Regions from separate parts of the Homo sapiens genome. Here region 1 is linked to region 2. A link is a loop called in an ENCODE intact Hi-C map of the cell type or tissue named here. Cell type or tissue: natural killer cell. All regions are shown on one strand. Links, peaks and the distances in the headings refer to the core of each region. The heading gives the core; the rest is flanking DNA.

Evidence for each region. A loop is a pair of places that touch in the nucleus more often than their neighbours do. Peaks named below come from ENCODE experiments on the same cell type or tissue, not always from the same donor. Only the 100,000 strongest peaks of a DNase experiment are listed, where the experiment ranks them.
Region 1: a loop joins it to region 2, with 8 times the contacts of the local background. A loop is called at or near these places in 1 of 110 quality-filtered maps.

What each region holds. Positions count from the first base shown.
Region 1 is chr22:31,523,142-31,528,524 of GRCh38, reverse strand. All of the region lies in intron 2 of SFI1 (SFI1 centrin binding protein), which reads right to left. Among named protein-coding and RNA genes, the nearest start is that of SFI1, 29 kb to the right of the region's middle. RefSeq lists an enhancer at 2,090-2,299. In natural killer cell, for the core only: no CTCF peak of the experiment used is centred there; DNase peaks (open chromatin) are centred at 2,124 and 4,224; H3K27ac peaks cover 338 bases.
Region 2 is chr22:31,449,187-31,454,569 of GRCh38, reverse strand. EIF4ENIF1 (eukaryotic translation initiation factor 4E nuclear import factor 1) reads left to right here. Exons shown (of 19, transcript NM_019843.4): 10 at 194-426; 11 at 4,210-4,281; 12 at 5,039-5,222. Among named protein-coding and RNA genes, the nearest start is that of EIF4ENIF1, 38 kb to the left of the region's middle. In natural killer cell, for the core only: no CTCF peak of the experiment used is centred there; a DNase peak (open chromatin) is centred at 2,669.

The DNA of each region.
Region 1 (5,383 bases), core at 212-5,211, 74 kb before region 2:
ACCACTAGAGGTGGGTACTGCTGGGTCAGCTCTAGGCAGGAACTACAGAGCTGGAGGGCACCCCCTGGAGTCATTAGGCCTAACACAGTTTTCTTTTGTTTGAGACAGGTTCTTACTCCGTTGCCCAGGCTGGATTGCTGTGGCATGACCACAGCTCACTGCAGCCTCGACCTCCCAGGCTCAAGTGATCCTCCCATCTCAGCCTCCCAAGCAACTAGGCAACTAGGACCACAGGTGCTCGCCACTGTGTCCTGATAATTTTTTTTTTTAAGAGATGAGGTCTCACTGTGTTGCCCAGGCTGGTCTTGAACTCCTGGGCTCAAGGAATCCTCCTACCACATCCTCCTGAGTAGCTGACACTACAGGCATGCACCACCATGACCAGCTAACTTTTTATTTTTATTATTTTTTTGAGATAAGGTCTTACTCTGTTGCCCAGGCTGGAGTGCAGTGGCGCGATCTCAGCTCGTTTAACCTCCGCCTCCCGGGTTCAAGCAATTCTCCTGCCTCAGCCTCCCTAGTAGCTGGGACTACAGGCACCCACTACCGTGCCCAGCTAAGTTTTGTATTTTTATTAGAGACGGGGTTTCACCATGTTGGCCAGGCTGGTCTTGAACTCCTGACCTCAGGTTATCCACCCACCTCGGCCTCCCAAAGTGCTGGGATTACAGGCTTGAGCCACTGTTCCCGGCCAATTTTTTATTTTTATTTTTTTAGAGACAGGGTCTCACTATATTGCCCAGGCTAGTCTCAAATTCCTGGGCTCAAGTAATCCTCTTGCCTCAACCCCCCAAAGGGGTGGCATTACAGACATGTACCACTGTACCCGGCCTGATCTCATTCTTGATCTCTTGCTTCAGAATATCTGCACTGAGGGTAAAGCACACGTATGTACACACAAACACACACACAAAGTTTAATATACTTTTTAAAAAATTTTATTGTATTGTTTTCTTGAAATAGGGTCTTGCTATGTTGCCTAGGCTGGTCTTGAACTCCTGGGATTAAGCAATCCTCCCAACTAAGCCTTCCAAAATGCTGGCATTACAGGTGTGAGCTACCACAATCAGTCTCTTAGATTTTGTTTTTTAAGAACAATTCGAAGTTTACTGCAAAATTGTGAAGAACGAACAGACTGTTCCCACATACCCCTTTTTCTTTACACACACACAGCTGTATATGCTAAAATGAATATGTTTAAAGAAATGAAAGTCAAGAGTGAACATATTTGCAGGGCACGGGGTAACTATAAAAAGTAAGGTAGAAGCATTAATCACAACAGCCAAAAGGTAGAAGCAATCTAATTTTTTTTTTAAAGACAGGTTCTCAGCCAGGTACAGTGGCTCATGCCTGTAATCCCAGCACTTTGAGAGGCCGAGGCGGGAGGGTCACCTGAGGTCAGGAGTTTGAGACCAGCCTGGCCAACATGGCGAAATCCCGTCTCTATTAAAAATACAAAAGTCAGCCGGATGTGGTGGCGGGTGCCTGTAATCTCAGCTACTTGGGAGGCTGAGGCAGGAGAATCGCTTGAACCCGGGAGGCGGAGGTTGCGGTGAGCCATGCCATTGCACTCCATCCAGCCTGGGCGACAGGACAGGACAAGACAGGACAGGAAGAAAGAAAAAAATAAAATTCCCTGATAGTTCCAACGTAGGTATTGATGGCCAGGCACGGTAGCTCAAGCCTGTAATTCCAGCATTTTGAGAGGCTGAGGCAGGCGGATCACCTGAGGTTAGGAATTTGAGACCAGCTTGGACAACATGGTGAAACCCCGTCTCTACTAAAAATACAAAATACAAAAATTAGCCGGGTGTGGTGGCACACGCCTGTAGTCCCAGCTACTCAGGAGGCTGGGGCACGAGAATCACTTGAACCCAGGGGGCAGAGGCTGCAGTGAACTGAATGCACTCCAGCCTGGGCGACAAAGTGACACTCTTGTCTCAACAACAACAACAAAACATAGGTATTGATATGGTTTAGCTGTGCCCCCACCCAAATCGCATCTGCAATTGTAGCTCCCATAATCCCCACGTGTCATGGGAGGGACCTCATGGAAGGTGATTAGATTATGGTGGTAGTTCCCCCATGCTGTTCTCATGATAGTGAGTAAGTTTCCACGAGATCTGATGGTTTTATATGGGGCTTTCCCCCACTTCACCCTGCACTTTCTTTCCTGCCGCCATGTGAAAAAGGACGTGTTTGCTTCCCCTTCCACCATGATTGTAAGTTTCTTGAGGCCTCTCTAGAAATGCAGAACTATGAGTCAATTAAACCTCCTTCCTTTATAAATTACTTATCTCAGATATTTCTTCATAGCAGCATGAGAATGCTCTAATACAGGTATCATATTTGAGTATGGTACTGTTCAGTGCTTTGCTTCTATAAGATTATCTAGTACTACTCCCAAAAAATAAAACTTAAATCTAATTAAGTCTCTAAATCCAGTTACCAATTTGCAGAAAAAGGTTGAGAACAGAGGACAGAAGAACATGCTAAAATGCACACAGGCCCTATAAAAATACCAGTGACATTCTTCACATAAATAGGAAAAACATCTTAAAAATTGTATAGGACCACAAAAGATCCCAAATAGCCAAAGTGATCCTCAGCAAAAAGAACAAAGCTGGAGGCATCACACCACCAGACTTCAAAATAAACCACAAAGCTGTAGTAACCAAAACAGCATGGTACTGGCATAAAAACAGACACATAGGCCAATGGAACAGAACAGAGAGTATCAAGTTATTAAGCTACTTTATCTATCTATCTATCTATCTATCTATCTATCTATCTATCTATCTATCTATGAATGACAGAGTCTCATTCTGTTGCCCCACTGGAATACAGTGATGCAATCACGGCTCACTGCATCCTTGACCTCCCAGATTCAGGTGATCTTCCCACCTCAGCCTCCTGAGGAGCTGCAACTACAAGTACATGCTACCACCTGGCTAATTTTTTGTAGAGATGGGGTTTTGCCACATGCGCAGGATGGTCTTGAACTCCCAGGCTCAAGTGATCCGCCTGTCCTGGTGTCCCAAAGTGCTGAGACTACAGGTGTGACCCATCGCACCCAGTGCCAATTTATTTTTGACAAAGGCTCCAAGAACATTGGGGAAAGGACACCCTCCTTAATAAATGGTGCTGGGAAAAGTGAGTATCTACATGCAGAAAAATGAAACTAGACTCCCCACCTCTCACCCTATACAAATATCAACTCAAAATGGATCAAAGACCTAAATGTAAGATCCAAAACTAGAAAGCTACGAGAAGAAATACTTCAAACGTCTAGGAAAAGATTTTATGAATAAAACATCAAAAGCACAGGCAACAAAAGCAAAAGTAAACAAAATGGGATAATCTCAAAAACTTCTGCTCAGCAAAGGAAACAATCAACAGAGTAAAAAGACAACCTATAGAATGAGATTACAGGCTGGGCGTGGTGGCTCATGCCTGTAATCCCAGCAGTTTCGGAGGCCAAGGCAGTCAGATCACTTGAGGTCAGGAGTTCAAGACCAGCCTGGCCAACATGGTGAAACCCCATCTCTACTAAAAATACAAAATTAGCTGGGCGTGGTGGCATGCACCTGTAATCCCAGTTACTCGGGAGGCTGAGGCAGGAGAATCGCTTGAACCTGGGAGGTGGTGGTTGCAGTGAGCCAAATTTGTACCACTGCACTCCTGACTGGGTGACAGAGTAAGACTCCATAAAAAAAAATGGGATTACAAATATTATAAAAAATATGTGCAAACTATCTGACAGAGGATTAATATGCAGAATATACAAAGAACTCAAACATCTCAACAGCAAAAAAAAAAAAAAAAATCCAATTAAAAAAGGGGCAACTTTGGGAAGCTGAGACAGGCAGATGGCTTCGGTCCAGGAATTTAACACCAGCCTGGGCAACACGGCAAAATCCTGTCTCTACAAAAAATTGGCCAAGCATGGTGGTGTGTGCTTGTAGTCCCAGCTACTCCGGAGGCTGATCTGAGAGGATAGCTTGAGCCTGGGAGGCAGAGGTTGCAGTGAGCTGAGATCCCACCACTGTACTCCAGCCTGGGTGACAGAGTGAGACCCTGTCTCAAAAAAAAAAAAGTGAGGGGAGCAAATTCTCTGAATAGACATTTCTCAAAAGAAGACATACAAATGGCTAACACATATACGAAGAAATGCTCAACATCACTATCAGGAAAATGCAAATGAAAACCACAATGAGGTGTCATCTTACTTGTTAGGTGACTGTTGTCAAAAAGACCAAAAAACATAACAAATGCTGGCAAGGAAGCAGAGAAAAGGGAACACTTTTTATTTTTATTTTTTTTGAGATGGAATCTCACTCTGTCGCCCAGGCTGGAGTGCAATGGCGCCATCTCGGCTCACTGCAACCTCCGCCTCCTGGGTTCAAGCAATTCTTCTGCCTCAGTCTCCCAAGTAGGTGGGACTACAGGTGCACGCCACCAAGCCCGGCTAATTTTTGTATTATTAGTAGACACAGGGTTTCACCATATTGGCCAGGCTAGTCTCGAATCCCTGACCTGGAGTGCAATGGCACAATCTCAAAAAAAAAAAAAAAAAAAGTAGTCCTTGCCATGGTGTGCTATTGTTGCAACTTAGGTTTAATACAAAAATCACTTGCTTAATCTACAAGGAACACTTATAATTGCCAATTAAAGAGTAGAATAGTAGAAATATATCAAGATTTGGAGTAAAAAAAAACACCCTGATTCCACAGATTTGAAGTTTATGGCAAATCACTTGATTTTTTCCTACCCTCAGTATCCTCCCCTGTAGATGGAGATAATATTGTTTGGGGTTGTGGGAATCAAAGGAGATAATGGACTTCACAGATTTGAAGTTTATGGCAAATCACTTGATTTTTCCTACCCTCAGTATCCTCCCCTGTAAATGGAAATAACATTGCTTGGGGTTGTGGGAATCAAAAGAGATAACGGACTTCACACTCTAAAGACAAACTGTTTACTATTCAGATACCTGAATTTCTAAGGTGTGATGATAGACTGGCTTATTCTTCAGGCTCAACTTCATAAAATAAATTTATGGAACCACAATACATATATTTAATTGTGTTAACTTGGAAATTAAAACTGGATTTTTTCCTCCTGATTTGGGAAAGTGGTTTCTAATTTCTAAAACATAACATCATCAGTTTATACATTTACACTGAAGGTGGGTGAGACTCTGGCCAAATACTGGTCATTTGTAAATGGCCCTCCTTAACAAGACAATCTGTACAGGAAATTACATTATAAAAAGAAAATATCATTGTATTTACTGGCAGTAGAAGGAATGTGAAGGAGAAAATAATTATCTATTACTACAATGAGATATGTATCCTATGGCCTGAATTTTCTGCTTTAAAAA
Region 2 (5,383 bases), core at 242-5,241:
TTAGTTTATGCCATCTCTTAGTACACAATTTGATTTTAAGTGTTATTAGTTTATTTTTGGTGTCAGTCTTTTCTGACAGTCTCATCTCAATTTTGAAATAAATTATTTTCATCTTATCTGTCATACTAGCCAAAGAGAATTCCTACCAGATATCTCTTTGCTTGATTTAACCTGGACGTTCTCAACTTCTCAGCACATTCAGGGGTTGTGCTTTCAGTGGAGGAGGTAGAAGCAGGTCTGAAGGGCTTGAAGGTTGACCAGCAAGTGAAGAATTCAACTCCCTTCATGGCAGAACACCTAGAAGAGACCTTGAGTGCCGTAACCAACAATCGACAACTGAAGAAAGACGGAGACATGACTGCGTTCAACAAGCTAGTGAGCACAATGAAGGCAAGTGGGACTTTGCCTTCTCAGCCCAAAGTCAGCGTAAGTATCTGACACAAACCCCCCACCCTTTTCTCCTTTTTTTTTCTTCTTTTTCCCACCACAATAAAAGGATTTTTAAAAAGGTATTCTGAGTAAGTTGGAAATTCTTTAGTAGTCATTTGGTCCTTGATGCTTTTGTGTGTTCCTTAATTATTGATATGCTATTTGTTACTGGAAAAAGCAGGCTTGTGGTTAATTTATATGTATTGTGGGTGACAGTATAAAGATTAAAAGATTCAGTCTTAATGGTAATGCCTGTATAACTTTAAGTCACTGCTAAAATGAGGTATAAAACTATCTTTTTGGATGAACTCCAGAGACAATTTTCTTGTTATTCAGCTACTTAAGTTCATATTCTTTACCATATTTGTATAGTAAAATCTTTATTCACATCTTCTAATTATTCCCAGATACCAGGGATTACCTGCATTCTTGCAGTCATACAAATCATTTGTAAAGTATCTAAGATGGGGCTGAGCACAGTGGCTCACGCGTGTAATCCCAGCACTTTGGGAGGCTGAGGCAGGCAGATCACCTGAAGTCAGGAGTTTGAGACCAGCCTGGCCAACATGGTGAAACGCCATCTCTACTAAAAATAAAAATTAGCCAGGCGTGGGGGCATGCGCCTGTAATCTCAGCTACTTGGGAGGCCAAGACAAGAGAACTGCTTGAACCTGGGAAATGAAAGTTGCAGTGAGCCGAGGTCACGCCACTGCACTCCAGGCTGGGCAACAGAGTGAGACTGTCTCCAAAAAAAAAAAAAAAAAGTAAGATGGGTTTGTCAGGATAATTACATTCTGTCAATTTACTAATGGAAAAAGTTGTGGCTCCAAGTTAAAAACAAAACTTGTAGGCATGAAGTTAGGTTACAAGGTGACACAACTGCATATCACCTTGTAAATGCAAATGTTTATAATATACTGGTTCTTTGTCCTAACAATTTTGAGAGGGTAGTTCTTACCCATAGCCTATGTGTTAATATCACTATCTCTTGATACAAACTAATGTGGAAGCAGGGTAGATATGAATAATAAAAACATAAACATGGACTTATTCTAGTTGCTAAGTTATAGCAAATTTACCAAATTGAGTTTTCTCTCTTTTTTTCCTGTTCCCTGCTTGCCTGGGAACTTACCAGTTAGCCAAGATGCAAGTAGCAATAGCTGTTTGAATCATTATGTCTTATACCAAAAGAAAGCAACTGACTTTTAGCATTCCTTATCTGACCAATAGGACAGACAGAGGTTCCATTATTCCTTAGTGCCAGGACTGACCTACACTTGAAAGGAGGCACCTCAGATAGGTAGACTGACTTCTTTGTATCTGACCACACCATACCAGTTGCAGGAGAATGTCCCTGTAAAACTGCTTTAGAGTTACTTTTATACAAAGAATTATTAGATACAAATGCTTTCAAATGAAGATCAGACTGAAAGATGGTAGACTATCCTATTTTCCTTTCTCGTTACATTTGTGTCTTGGTGATTGGGTGCTGACTGCAATGGTGTGGTTCATATCTTATAATTAGCTTCTTTCTTTTGGTGTGAGCAACTAAAAATATGGAAGGGGGCATTCAGCAGTTTACCTGATGTTTTTCCACATTTTATTGCAGATATGATTCTAGGATTTGATATTAACACAATTTACTCGAGTTGTAAGGGCAGTTGGTTTGATGTTGGGGTTTTAGCACTCAGAAGTGTATCTGGTTTTAGCTGAGCAAATGAGCCTCAAACACCTGCCAAACGGATGGATGACACATTCAAGTGGCTAGGCAAAGGCTAAGACAAACTCAGCTAGCAGGAAAGAATACAACAAGGAAAGTAATGGAGTAAGAATAGCAGGTGTTATCTCAAAATATTGCTCAATTTGCATGTTGTTAAGTCATGGTTTACTTTTTGAATTCGGTGTCTTTAATTACTACTGCTGTGTATGTTTTGTATACTATTTCTGATCTGCCTCCATCCATTTAGGTTGTCATATTGGTTCATCCAAAAATAATACATGCTGGTTCAATCTAAATTCTGTTTTAAATTATAGATTCTATCCTCCAAGTATAATAAGCCATGCAGTATAAAGTTGTCTATTTGTTTTTATTAGATGGAAGTAAATGACTCTTAAAGAGATTACTTATAAAATCATCTGCCTTTAGTCCCAGTTCCAAAATCAACAATAAAATACTTGGGTATTCTTGAGCTATTTGTCATGCCTAGACACTGCTTTGGACTTTGACAGCTCCATCTAGTGGAAGGGAAACTACACCAGAGAAAGCACTTCACACAGAGCTAAATGGGCATAGGGATGTCCTGAAATGCAGGAGGGGACTCCAGGTTGGATGCACAAAATGTAACCACTGGCCAGGCCTGGTGGTGTACACCTATAGTTCGAGCTACGTGGGAGGCCAAGGTGGGAGGGTTGCTTGAACCCAGAAGTTCAAGGCCAGCCTGGAGAACATAGACCTGTCCCAAAAAAAAAAAAAAAAGTAACCACTACTGCTTTAAGAGTGGAGGATTTGAATTTTGCCCTGTATGTGATACCCATTTTGGAACAGCTCGTTTAAAAAATAATAAAGTTGCCGGGTGCGGTGGCTCATGCCTGTAATCCCAGTACTTTGGGAGGCCGAGGCGGGCAGATCACGAGGTCAGGAGATCGAGACCATCCTGGCCAACATGGTGAAACCCCGTCTCTACTGAAAAAAAAAAAAAATTAGCTGGGCGTGGTGGCATGTGCCTGTAGTCCCAGTTACTCAGGAGGCTGAGGCAGGAGAATTGCTTGAACCCTGGAGGCAGAGGTTGCAGTGAGCCAAGATCGTGCCATTGCACTCTAGCCTGGTGACAGAGCAAGACTCTGTCTCAAAAAATAAAATAATAAAGCTTAAATTTCCTGAAATATGAAACTCTGAAATATAACAATTTTGGCCAAACCTGCATGTTGTTTACTAGGATTTTAAAACCATATGTGTAGGCAGGGTGTGGTGGGTCACGTCTATAATTTAGCCAGCACTTTGGGAGGCCAAGGCCAGAGGATTGCTTGAGCCCAGGAGTTCAAGACCAGCCTGGGCAACGTGGCAAAACCCCATCTCTACAAAAAATATAAAAATTAGTTGGGTGTGGTGGCATACACCTGTAGTCCCAGCTACTCAGGAGGCTGAGATGAGAGGATCGCTTGTGTCTGAGAGGTCAAGGCTGCAGCAAGCCATGATTGCACCACTGCACTCCAGACTGGGCAACAGAACAAGACCCTGTCTCTTTTGTGTGTGTGTGTGTGTGTGTGTGTGTGTGTGTGTGTGTGTGTGTGTGTGTAGTATATATATATGTGTGTATGTATGTGTGTATATGTATGTGTATGTATATGTGTATATGTGTGTGTATATATGTATGTATATATGTATGTGTGTATATATGAGTGTGTGTGTGTGTGTGTGTGTCTCCAATAAATCTTGTTAAAGGTAATGGGTAGCAAGAGTTATCTCAAGTAAGTGTTCCCCGGTTTCACCATTTTTCCCCCTTTTGGTCACAGTGTTAGAAACAGGGAAATGGACTTAGGATTAGCATAGTGAGGATCTCTGAGGGGACTTTGCATGTACATGTGAACGGTCTTTCCATCCCCAGATCTTTGAGACCTGTGTGATGAGAGCGGAACACGTTGGTCTAAGTTTTCTGTGACTTGAGTATCATTCTGCTATTAACTCCCTAGGAGTATTTTATGCTTTCTTGTGGTCCCCAATCAATCTGTAAGTTAAGTGAGTTAAGAAAGTTAAAACCAGTTTTCTTTTGACTCTTTTAGCGAAACCTTGAAAGCCATTTGATGTCCCCTGCTGAGATTCCAGGCCAGCCTGTCCCTAAGAACATCCTGCAGGTACTTCACAATCTTATACTGAGGCCTTGGAGTCTTGAACAGTAGTCTTCTGAACCAGTTTTGCTTAGTGGTCCAACTTTGGGCCTTAGAAAATGATCTGTGTTGCCTGGCAATCAGAGAGGTGATATTGTTGCCTGACATAGTTTGGTGTTGCTTTTAATCTCAATGGGCAGGGGATAGGGGATGGCTAAAAAAGTTGACAAAGTAAGCCTTGACTTCTAGTTTCCTTTGCAGTTTCTGTGAAACTTAAAAGTATCTAGCCAGGCACGGTGGCTCACACCTGTAATCTCAGCACTTTGGGAGGCTGAGGTGGGTGGATCACCTGAGGTCAGGAGTTTGAGACCAGCCTGGCCAACATGGTGAAACCTTGACTCTACTAAAAATACAAAAATTGGCCTGGTGTGGTGGCACATGCCTGTAATCCCAACTCCTTAGGAGGCTGAGGCGTGAGAATCGCTTGAACCCGGTAGGCAGAGGTTGTGGTGAGCCGAGATCATGTCACTGCACTCCAGCCTGGGTGATAGAGTGAGACTCTGTCTCAAAAAAAAAAAAAAGGAACCTCTATTTATAGCACTAACTTAGAGCATATGTTGCTAGCTGAACATTCAGATAAATGTGTTGCATGTACACATGCCAAGTCCTTCAGTTGAGCATGAGGGAGATCCATCTTGTGGCTCTCAAAAGTTAATCCATAATTCACAGCCTCTGAGTAGAAGGAATAACTAAGTTCACAGGGATTTGGCTTTTCTGCCTTTAGGAACTTCTGGGTCAACCAGTTCAGAGACCTGCTTCTTCCAATCTTCTGAGTGGCCTTATGGGGAGCTTGGAGCCTACAACATCTTTACTGGGCCAAAGAGCACCCTCTCCTCCCTTGTCACAGGTGTTTCAAACTCGAGCAGCCTCAGCTGACTACCTTCGCCCAAGAATACCATCACCAATTGGTAAATATACTTATTTGTCAAAAGAAATATGAATTTATGGCCAGGCACGGTAGCTCATGCCTGTAATTCCAGCACTCTGGGAGGCCGAGGTGGGCAGATCACCTGAGGTCAGAAGTTTGAGACCAGCCTGGCCAACGTGGTGAAACCCCATCTCTACTAAA